Linked DNA regions of Mus musculus: region 1 is linked to region 2. Evidence: chromatin contacts called from ENCODE Hi-C or POLR2A ChIA-PET data. All regions are on one chromosome and are shown on one strand. The core of a region is the stretch at or near the end of the contact, and the rest is flanking DNA. Distances in the headings are between cores, read along the strand shown.

The links. A loop is a pair of places that touch in the nucleus more often than their neighbours do. ChIA-PET counts read pairs that join two places held with the same protein, here RNA polymerase II (POLR2A).
Region 1: a loop to region 2 is called in a map of left cerebral cortex, with 1.9 times the contacts of the local background. The contact joins the promoter of Atf7 here to the enhancer-like site in region 2. A Hi-C loop is called at or near these places in 2 of 37 maps with a recorded cell type or tissue (heart and left cerebral cortex). POLR2A ChIA-PET finds 5 or more read pairs at or near these places in 2 of 5 experiments (Patski and embryonic stem cell).

Annotation. Positions count from the first base shown.
Region 1 is chr15:102,621,321-102,627,283 of GRCm38, reverse strand. It overlaps Atf7 (activating transcription factor 7), which reads left to right and starts at 1,820. Exons shown (of 12, transcript NM_001310067.1): 1 at 1,820-1,922.
Region 2 is chr15:102,580,676-102,586,374 of GRCm38, reverse strand. All of the region lies in intron 2 of Atf7 (activating transcription factor 7), which reads left to right. Among named protein-coding and RNA genes, the nearest start is that of Atf7, 42 kb to the left of the region's middle. Within about 2 kb of position 2,076, at least 2 of the 3 ENCODE cell types and tissues checked have a DNase peak (open chromatin) inside an H3K27ac peak, as active enhancers do; they include left cerebral cortex, where a contact is called at or near this core.

The DNA of each region.
Region 1 (5,963 bases), core at 571-3,070, 41 kb before region 2:
CACCCCACCTCACCCCTTCTTCTGCCCTACCCCATACAGCCACACACTGGGCAGAGACTATGGCTACAATATTGCTACTGTTATAAAGAAGAAAACACAACTAGTTAGCTGTCGGGATCCCTGGAATCCCTTGTCAACTCTACTTAAATCTGTTCAATTCTTAAGCTTTTATTTACAGTAACACAAACACAAAAAGTACCATCTTAACCACATAATTTGTGTGTGTTCATGTGTATCACAGACTGGTCTCAAATTCACAGAGACCTGCCTGCCTCTTCTTCAGGATAAGTTTTTCAAATGTAGCTCTTATATTTGATGTTCTCCTGAAAGTCTCAAGGCTGTCTCTTAATAATTCAACTCCTCAGGCTAAAGAGATGGCTCAGCAGTTAAAAGAGGACAGACCATTCTTCCAGAAGACCTTGTTTCTAGTCCCAGCACTGACACTGCAGGTCTCAACCATTTGTAACTTTAGTTTCAGGGTACCTGGTGCCCTCTTCTTGCCTCCACAGGTAGGCATCTGGTATGTAGATGGTATACATTCAGGCCAGACAAGTGGCTCATACTTAATACAAGTACTTAGGTGGAGGCTGACACAGGAAAATGAGTTTCAGGACAGCTTGGCTTCAAAATAAGCCCTGCCTCATTCATAAATAAATAAATAAATAAATAAATAAATAACTTTCTCAAGAGGACTTCTCTCAATACTAGCAATAGTGTTTTTCCCCTCTTAGAGTTGCTTTCGGTCTCATTACCCTGAAAAGCTCTTCACTTTCTGAAGTAAGTATAATTATTGACTTATGACCTATCTCTCCCTCAACCGTAAAATAAAAATTCTGTCAGAGAAATTTTCCACATGACCAGGACAGTGTTGTGTGTGCTTTTGTTTTTGACGTAGTATGTGCTGTTGGTATTTCAATAAAATACTTGCTGGGTAACATATACAAATTTTAAAAAAAAAAATCACTGTGCTGTGGCTTCACACTGAGCTACACTAACAGTCCTACTTTCTCTCTGTAAGTGTGTGTGTGTGTGTTGTTCACAGGTATGGAGGGTTGTCCAAGAGACCAGATGACAACTTCAGGTTTGGTTCCTCAGAGCTATCCCCCTTATTTTTATTGTTTGTTTAACGCGGGATTTCCCACTGGCCCAGAAGGCTAGACTGGTGATCATCCATGGTCTTTTGGGGGTGGGGTGGGGGGTTGTTGAGACAAGGATAGCGCTGGCTGTCCTGGAATTCGCTATGTAGACCAGGCTGGCCTCGAACTCACAGAGATCCGCCTGCCTCCATGTGGCGATTAGAGGCGGGCGCCGCCGCGGTGAGGCTGGAGTTGAACGTACTTCCTCACACTACCATCGTAGCTCACACACAGCACACACCGGGCAGGGGCTTCGGCCAGTGAGGTGCTGTCAAGTGTAAAGCAGAAAGTGCAAGCAGTCACCTGCTCGGATCGACTCTTGCTTAACTTCCTCCACACAACTAATGACCAGCTTGGTGACTGAAGTCCCTCTCTTGGCTCCGCTCCCTTAATTCCCCTTTATCCGAGGGCTGCCTGAGACACTCTCAGTCCCTCCCTGCCTTTGCTTCACCTTCGGACCTCCACAGCTACAGACAGATCGGCAGCGTTAGACGCCAGGGCCGCTCTCCCCGCGCTGCCCACACTTTGCAGCCGAACACGTGCGAGTCGTGTGTACAGCGCTCGCCCAACCTTCCACTCAAGCCACGCTCACAGCAAGCCCCGCCCCTAGGCCCTGGTCCAACTCAGCCCCACGAGTCGCGCCCTCGCCCCCACTTCTCGCGAGAAGTGAACACGCCTGGCCGGACGGGAGGAAAGTATCTGCTCCGCTGAGGGGGGAAAGGAGGAGCAGGAGACAGATTGTGGGACCGAGCGCGGGCGGGCGGGAGGCGCCGGAGCTACCAGCGGGTGAGTCCTGTTAACATTAGCTAGTCCGTGGCCTGACAGGAGTCTCTCCTTCTACTCTGGCCAGTCCCAGCGTCCCGGGCCGGGGTCTCCCCTCCCAGTCTGTTGGACGGGGGCGCTGAGGCGGTGGCCAGGCCTGTCTGAGGAAGAGGGTGGGGCGTAGGCTAAAGACAACCAATAGGAGAGAAGGAAGCCACAATTGGCGGCCATGAGCGCTAATGGGAGATCGCCTTTACCTTGCGGAGTGCCGCCCTCTTCTCTTCTCCCGCCTCCTTCCTTTTGGAGGAAGGCGGGGCCAGAGGACTGAAGTGTGGGGAGAACTTGGGGTAAGTAGCCCCGGGGGGCACAGGGCGTGGCGAGGAAAGGGGGGTTGAATCCTGAGGGAAGCGAAGTCTAGTGGAAGTCTAATGGAGGGATCTTGGAGTGGAAGATAGAGGAGGACTGCTAAACTAGGTTGAAGACTCAAAAGATTTCCCAAAAAGTGGGTTTAGGGCTTGGCACTGCAGAAGGCAGAGGTAAATAGGCAGGAGGTAGGTTTGGGTGACGAGAGCCTGGCTCAGGTGAAAGCACGCGTTGTGTGGTCGAAGTGGAGCATTGGGAAACGGGGGTCCTGGCGTTTCGATTGAATTCAGAAGAATCTGAGCAAGAGACACGGTGTCAGAAAGTATGGATCTGGACAGATTAAGTGGATGAGTTTAGGAGGACATGTGAGTGGGTTGGGTTGCTAGAAGGCATCGCTTCGGTGATAATATGGAAATCCAGAGGGTAAGGGGGGATATTTGGAGAAGAGACAGCGACTGACATACAGTCTGGTTCTTTCTTCAGTCGGGAGACCGCCAGGATACTGCTTAGTGTTTTTTGGTGGATATGGCACCCAGACTGGTGACCAGCCAGCCAAAATGCTGGCCCGGGGGTTGAGAAGAAGAAAAGTAGGGCGCTACTCTGATTGTCATTTTTCCAGTGTTCCACTTTCCAAGTTTCATTTCTTTCAGAACACAGGGATGTGGGCCTGGGACTTCGCAGTCCAAGTTGGAGACCCGTTGGGACTTCTATGTTGCTCTGAAATGCTTATTATGTGCACTCACTGGGGTGTTTACTACCCAGGGCACCTCCTACCCAGATTCCCGTGTTACTACTTTCCTAACTTTGTTTTCTGCTTAGCAGAGGGTGTTTTAATATCTCTCAGGGTTCATATGAAGTATAGGTTTGTGGAGATGTGCAGGTTTTTTTTTTTTTTTAATTTCAGCAAACTCATTTGTTTCCTATGTTTAAAATTTTTTCAGCAGTATAATTTCTGAAGAAACTATAGGTACTCTAAACACTAACAAATAAATTTTGTTTCCTTAAATGTGAATTTTCCCTTTCGTTCATTAAGAGTTATTTAATGGATGATTGAACTTAATCTTAATTATCTTGTATATTTTCTTGTTTATTAATTGGGGCAGTGTTTCATATAGCCCAAGTACACCTCAGACTGAGATAACTGAGGGTGACCATGATCCTCCACCCACCTCCCAAGTGCTGGGATAATAGGTGTGTACCACCATATCCAGTTTATGTAGTACTAGGGTTCTCAGGGTCTTATACATGGTAGGTAAGAACTCTGCCATGTGAGCTACAGTCTTTAGCCCTTGTGTGTGTGTGTGTGTGTGTCTGTGGTTTATGTAGTGTGTCATGTAGCCCATACTAGCTTTGAACTCATTTTTAAATTTCTGATCCTTCTATCTCCACGTACCAAGGGTTGATACAAGCATTCGCTTCCATGCCCAGTTTATCAGTTTATGTGGCGCTGGGGATTGAACCTAGGGCTTTGTGCATGCACTGTACCCATTGAGCTTTATCCCCAGTCCACTTTTTATATTTTGAGTGGTGTGAGTGAAATAGACTCATAGTTCAGGAAATTGAACATTTTCTCATGTTTTCTTTGCATCCAGATTTACAAAAAAGAGCTATCATAGTATTTTAGGACAAGGGTTGAGGAACTCAAACACAATTTGTTTTTAAGCATGGGGGATGTAAAGTAAGTGGAAGCTATTGCGAAACTCAACATGACTGTAAGAAAAGAAGCTAAAGAAAAGGTTGGCAGCCATACGAAGTAGTCTTACCAGTTTGTTCTTAATTCTGTACAGAAAAGGGACAGGACATTGCCCTTTGTTTAGTAGTTGTATATCACTTAATAGTGAGTTAAGACTCAAACAGCTAATTAATAACTTTCTTTGCATAGGTTATATTCCTTCTACCGCCCCCCACCACCACCTTTTGGCATTTGTGCATGCATGAGTGTGTGAGTGTGTGTGTTGTAGGGATTTATAGTGGTACTTAAGTTAGAGCTTGTGCATGCCAGGAGAGCATTCTACCAGTGAGTTATAACCCTACCTCTTTTATTTTTGAGAATTGAAGTACTACTAAAGAAAAAACACAGATCATGTGGTTTTGTATTAACCCCTGTTCTTCAGCAGCCAGTTGAAGTGTTTCTCCTTGGCTAGAAATTGTCCCTATATAAACACTGAGACTGATCAACTACCAAACCTTTACTATTAGCTACTGAATTGGGTTTCAACTGGGAGCATTTGCTACTGAACAGTAGCAAATTTTCTAGGCAGTAGTCTTCCCCTCCCCCATCCAAAAAAAAAAAATCAGTGAGAGAACAAAGTCCCTTGTTTTGATCTTCCAATCTAAAACTTGTGATGGCTTTAACTTGAAAATTCTTAAGTACAATGCTTGTTTCTCCTCTCTTGGGCAGTATTCCCACCTGACCAAAAGATGGATATTGGGGTCTAGATATGTAGCTGAGTAGGAAGAATGCTTGCTTAGCATGTGTGAACCCTGTTACTACATAAAACTGGACATGATGGTGCACACCTGTAATCTTAGCACTGGAGAAGTGGAGGCAGGGACCAAGACCATTCTTGTCTACGTGGGCAGTATGAGTCCAGCTTAGGCAGCATGGGACTGTGTCTCAAGAGAGAAACAAGAAGAAAAACAATTCATTGGAAAGTTTGTTAGTTGATAGTAAATTTGTTAAAAGTTTTCACTTAAATTTAATGTCACACTAGTCAGCAACATTGAGGGTCACTTACAAGGGCTAGAATGCTAATGTTACTGTATCTTGTCCTTTTTTCCTTTCCTAACTCTTAACCAAAACAGAGTTATATTTTCAATCAGTTCTTACACAGATCTACCTGGCTGGTCTGTCTGATTGCAGCTGCTCTGAAACTCTCGGAAGATTGTGTTGTTCATGTTAAGTTGTCCTGGGCTGTGGTGGGAAGAGGCAGTGTTGCCACTGTCTCCTATCCAGACCTGATAAGGAGGTGTTTTTTCCTTACAAGGAAATTTTAGGTAGGGCAAGTAGCACTGTCTTTCGAGTGTTTAATCAAGACAACTCTCTTCTTGGGACAGACTGGAATATAATTGCCCCTGTTCCTTGATGGTGGACATGAAAGTGCATATTTTGTTTCTTTGAGAAAAACAAATGAGGCATTTGTTAAAAAGAAAAATGTGTAATTATTTTTTAAATGTTAACTTTTTTGATGTTTGGTTTTTTTTTTTTTTTTTAAATGTTTTAGAGTTCATGAAAAAGTCTTACTCTAACTTTAAAAACATGTCAAAGATTGGCTGGCAAGATGGCTCAGAGAGTAAAGTGCTTGCTGCCTAAGTATGCAAGTCTGATGGCCTGAGTTCAATTCTCAACCCTAACCTTAAGATAAGGCAGAAGGAGAAAAATGACTCCACATAGTTGTCCTCTGACATCTGTGTGTGTGCTGTGTCACTTGTGCCACAGCACATGCACACATCATACATATGGATACACAATAATAAATACATATAAAATGTCCAAACAACAATATTTATTTATTTATTTATTTATTTGGTTTTTCAAGACAGGGTTTCTCTGTGTAGACCTGGCTGTCCTGGAACTCACTCTGTAGACCAGGCTGGCCTCGAACTCAGAAATCTGCCTACCTCTGCCTTCCAAGTGCTGGGATTAAAGGCGTGCACCACCACCCGGCCAAACAACACTTTTTTTATTTTTATTTTTTAAAT
Region 2 (5,699 bases), core at 827-3,326:
ATTGTGCTATTATTAAAAGCATATAATACATTAAAGCGTCCTTGCTTTAGCCTGTTCCCTCCATCCCCACCAAACAAACAAAAATTAAATGATGCTGTATGAATATAGTTGGAGCTATAATTAGGAAATTAAACTGAAAATTTTTCATTCATTAACTCTTGTTTTTCCTGCATACAACTGAGTATTTAAAAAGAAATGGGAGTGTTGGAATTTTTGTCAGAGCATTCGTGTTACAAATAAAATAAGATCCTGTATCTTTGTATTTCAATAATTCTTCCTAAGCCTAAACTCCTCCTCACACCCATCTATCTTACTATTTACTTATTTCTTTAATACTTTTTAATCAAACTGATGACTTTATAAAGCGCCTGGATCTCACAGTCTCTTCTTTCACTTAACTCACTTTGCCACCATTGCTAAACCACATATTGCTAGAGTTTTAACTGGTTGGATGCTATCACTGTGTAGAACTCATCATTCTTTAATCAAATAATCTTTCAGCCAATTCAGCATATTAAAAAAGAAAAGCCTGGTGTTCTCGCTCTCTCTAGTTAATGCGTTTCTTTAATGCGTATTGACTTGCTCAGCAGTCACATTCTGTCTGAAGTCCTTGTTAAGGCCTCTCTGTATGTGGATTCATAACACATCTGTGTGTACATCAACAGTGCGGTATAAATAATAATAAGTAATCACCAGATGGCCTGTAACTGCTCCTCTGGACCCTCTGGGTCTCTTGAAGCTGTTAGTAAAGTCTTCTGGCATTTTGCTGGTGAAAATTTGTCATAGATTTATTTCTAAAAAAATTCAAACTCACAACTGGGTGTTTAGGACTCGATGTTGCTGTCTGTGTTGTAAATATTTAACAGGCTGTGCACAATGGCAAGTAAAGGCCATTATGTACAGTGCACAGCACACACAGCGGCTCTGAAGCTTCTCTTCCTCCCAGCTATGTGAAGAGGAAAAGAAATGTCAATAAACTGCATTATGACCAAATGTGAGGTGCTTTCTGGAAGATTTTTCTTAAGAAAGAAAATGTCAACATTCTGCTCACAGGATTGTAATCAGGCTGAATTAAGCTTTTCAGCGGGTAACTTCAATAGCATACTATGTATTTATAAATTGAACTTCTGATATTTTGAGAAAAGCTCCTTCAGAAGTACTTTGGTTAAATCCTGGGTTTGAGCTTAGTTGAGATTTTAGCAAATAACAAACCTTTTTAAATGAGTTACAATGACCGGTATTAGAAATGTAACTCAGTTTCAGGCCTTAAACTTAAGACATTTATTGTTTTCCTAATATTATTTATAAAACAAACATCTTTATTTTTGTTCTCATTTCATAAATTTTTATGGAAAGGGTTTGTATTTTGTTGGGGGAAATTCTGTCCTGTTTTTTCATAGCATTTCACTCTTACTGGTCCCTTTGCTTCTGTACCTGTTACAGGACTCAGCACAGTTATGCACATTTACGAAATAAAATGGGCTTCATTACTACTACGTTTATGGTTCCCTTTTTCTTTGTTTGCTATAGATAATCAAAACATTTTTCACCAAAAATTGAGTATCTTCCCTTTCAAGCCTCATTTTCTTTCCTCTTTTAATTGTTGAATCTGTTTAACCAACGAGGTATACTGTCCTTTAAACTGTAGCACGTGGCTCTTATTTTTTTAGTAAGGATGTTTGAAGGAAAGCTTTTCTTTTGAATTCTCATCCTGAAGAGATGATACAAACTATGAGGGAAAATGTTAATACCTTATTTTAATGACATTTTGCCTTTTAATTTTCTCAAAATTATCATGTTTATAGATAAGATTTTAAGAAGGGGGATGAGATTTTAAGAAGGGAAATACCATGAGGGAAAAGATTTGAGACAATATCTTTGTGGTTTGCTTTTGAAATTTCTTTGTACAACAAAATTTGCTATTTAAGATAGCATCTAAGATGCATGGGTAAGAATCTGGATTTCTAGCGATCGTGTGAAGTACAGACAGAATGAGAATGAGCTTTGTGAAATTAGCTCGTTTCCAGTCTGGCATCTCCATGTGCTTTGTGTGGCTGCTGACTCTGCGGGCAGATTGAAGTACTGAACCAACTTCTGTTCTAAATGTTCAAATTGCCAGCCACCATTCTGGCTTTTAAATCTTGTTCACATCCATGATGCCAGATTTTGAGCGAGCATAGCTGTCTTTTACATCCCAGACAGAATTTGTAATTCCCTGTAATTTAAGGAAAGAGTTTTTCCTTTTTACCTTTGAAAATCTCCGAGTGGCACTGCAGAATAAATCTAGCCTTGCTTTGTCCTTTGCGTCATTGTAGAAAGCTAAGCACTCCATTTGGTATTCAGCAGATTGGCAGTCAGAATTGCAGCTCTGCTTATGAAAGACGCAGTGTCTTGAAGAGCCATGAATACTGTTCTAGAAAAAATTTGTCCTGGGGCAAAAGAAACAGCTCCTTATCTTCCCGAGGGCCAAATCTTTTGATACTAAGCAATTATCCCTTGACTTTCCTGAAAAAATAGCTCAATCTACCATAGAGATTGGCACCAGCACAAATTACAGTGCCAAGCTGATTCCTTAGCCACATGGAAAGGCATTGGTGATGCCAAAGGCTTAATGGTGGTGATTGTTCTGCTGAGGATCTGTGTCCCGTGTAAGCCTCTTGGCTTTTCTACCTCTGAGGGAGATAGCTTTTGATGTTTACCCACCAATCACCATAAGACTTCATTGTGAAAGGGCCAGTGTCACATCCTCCTTTCTTCAAGTTTCCCTCCTTGTCCTCTGTGGGTTGAGAACAAGCTATAGTTTTTCTTTTCCTTTCTTCTCATCTCTTCTATGTCCTTCTTTCTTTTCTTTCTTTCTTTCTTTCTTTCTTTCTTTCTTTCTTTCTTTCTTTCTTTTTTTTTTTTTTTTTTTGCATTCTTCTTATCGTGGTTCTTATTAGCCCCTGTCCTGGGTGAACATTACTAAACAGTGTTTCCTTTTTTTAAATTAATAGACTTTATTTTTTAGAGCATTTTTGTATATGTGCTCTTTCTTCCTTCCTATTGTTGTCCTCCTTATTTTTAAGATAGGGTTTCCTGTAGCCCAGGTAGCCCAGGCTCATCTCAGATTCACAATGAGACTTTGTCCTTGGTCCCTCTAGTGTTGGGGTTGCAGGTGTGTCCTATCGCACACGGCAGGAGCTTGGGTGTTTTAAAATATATATTATATATATAAATAAATAATATCATATTTTGGAGGTGTATGATGTAAGTGTGGTGCATACATGCCATTGTATGTTTATGAAGATCAGAGGACAGTTTGGAGAGACCTCACCTTGTTGAGGCAGGGTACATAAATATACAGTACCCACACCTTTAGTCCCTGCACAGGGAGGCAGAGGCAGAGGCAGTCTGATTTAATTACAGACAGAGGCAATCTGATTTACAGGAGGCAAGGCCTGTCTGGTCTACAGACTATGTTTCAGAATGCCCAAAGCTACACAGAAAAAAAAAATTCTGTCTCAGAAACAAACAAAACAACAAAAACAAAAAAAGGATAACAGGTGTTAGACACCATGCTCAGTTTATGATGTTCTGGAAATTGAACATAGGGCCCCCTGCTTTCCAGGCAAGCACTGTACCAACTGAGCTAAATCTTCAGCCCTATTAATAAAAAATTTAAAGACAATTTTAGGTTCATACAAAATTAAGTAGGAAGTAGAGTCCTCATCTATCCCCCACCCATGAGCACAATGTACAACTTCTCACTATCAGTCCACTGAAACACTGATACATTTGTTATATATGAGTAACCTACACTGACACATTATCAGAGTCAGGAATTTACATTAGAGTTCACTCTTGATGTTGCACATCCTATACGTTTTAACAAATATATAATGACTTGTTTATGTCATTGTCACATCATATGGAACAGTTTCACTGTCCTAAAAATCCTGTGTTGTGCTTGTTCATCCCTCTCTCCCAGCTACCTCTGTTCTTTATTATCTTCATGATTTTATCTTTTCCAGAATATCACAACCTGTAACCTTTTAAATTAGCTTCTTTCACCTACCAATATACACTTATATTCCTTTATAGCTTTTCTTGCCTTAAGTAGATCATTTCTTTGTAGTACTGAATAATATCCTAGTTTTGGGATGTCAGAGCTTATTTATCCATTCACCTAATGAAGGATATCTTGGTTGCTTCCAGCTTTATGTAATTATGATTTCAAACATGTACAGGGTTTTATATGGACATATATTTTTAATTCATTTAGGTAAAAACCCAAGAGTACAATCACAAGATCATTTGGAAAGAGTATGTTTAGATTTTGGAGGAATAGTCAGACTGGAGCCTTTGAGAAGGCTCAGCAGGTAAAGGTGCTTGCTTCCAAGCCTGACAGTCTTTAAGTTCCTCATGATAGGAGAGAAAACGGACTTCCTAAAGTTGTCCTCTGACCCTGACCTCCAAGTGCCATGGCATGTATGTGCCTACACACACACACACACACACACACACACACACACACACACACACTGTCAAACTGTCCTCAAAGTACAGTATTATAGTCCCACCTACAAAGAATGAGAGATCCCAATGCTCAACTTCATCAGTATTTGTTGTTTGTTAAAGGTTTTGAATTTTGTCCTGTCTAATGGGTGTGTGTTAGTATTTTCTTACTGTTTTAATTTACCCTTTCTTTTTAATGATTTACTTTTTTAAAAAAATGTATTTACTTATTTTATGTGCATTGGTGTTTGTCTGAGGGTGTCAAATCCCCTGGAATTGGAGTTGCAGACAGTTGGGAGCTGCCATATAGGTGCTGTGAATTGAACCCTGGTCCTTTTGAAGAGCAGTCCTTAACCCCTGAGCCTTCTCTCCAACCTGATTTACTTGTGTTGGTGTTTTACATACATGTATGTCTATGTAAGGGTGTCAGATCTTCTGGAACTAGAGTTACAGACTGTCTCTCCCTCCCTTCCTCTTTTCGTCTTTCCCCTAACATACAGGAGAGATAAGAAAAGAGAAAATCACTATGTGATTTTCAAATGTAATTTTTCTTTGTTGATCCTCCTCTCTACCTCTTTCCCCCATTCCCCATCCCCTTCCTTTACAGACTTTATCCCCAGTAGCTCTGCTTTAGTATCTATTCCCTTTCTCTAACTTAGGAATGCAGGCTCTGATGGTATGGGCAAGGCAAAGCTGGCAGGCTGACCAACTCAACTACCACCCAGATCCAGGGCTTTGAGTTGGGCCAACCCAACATCTTCCCCATGTGTGAGCTGCAGAGCCCATGAAGGAGCTGGTCCTGTGGATCCAGAGCGGTAGCAAGATATCTGAGAGTCTCTTTAAGGGTTCAGTATTGATGTTGAAGCAGGATTCAGAGGCCTCAGCTAGCCTAATGACTCATTGTAATGTACATTCGAAAGTTAAGTTGTTTGGGCAAAGGAGTATACTGTGTGACACACCACAACTTCCAGTGTCACTATAATGGATGAATATGTGATGGGGATGTGGGAAAGATGGAGGAGTGGAATGGTTCATGCACAGAGACTAAAAGAGGAGCAGCTCATTGCCCAGAAGGTTCAAGAGATAGTTGTTGTCGTTTTCTTTTTCTTTTTTTTTAATTACGTATTTTCCTCAATTACATTTCCAGTGCTATCCCAAAAGTCCCCCATACCCTCCCCCCCACTCCCCTACCCACCCATTCCCAC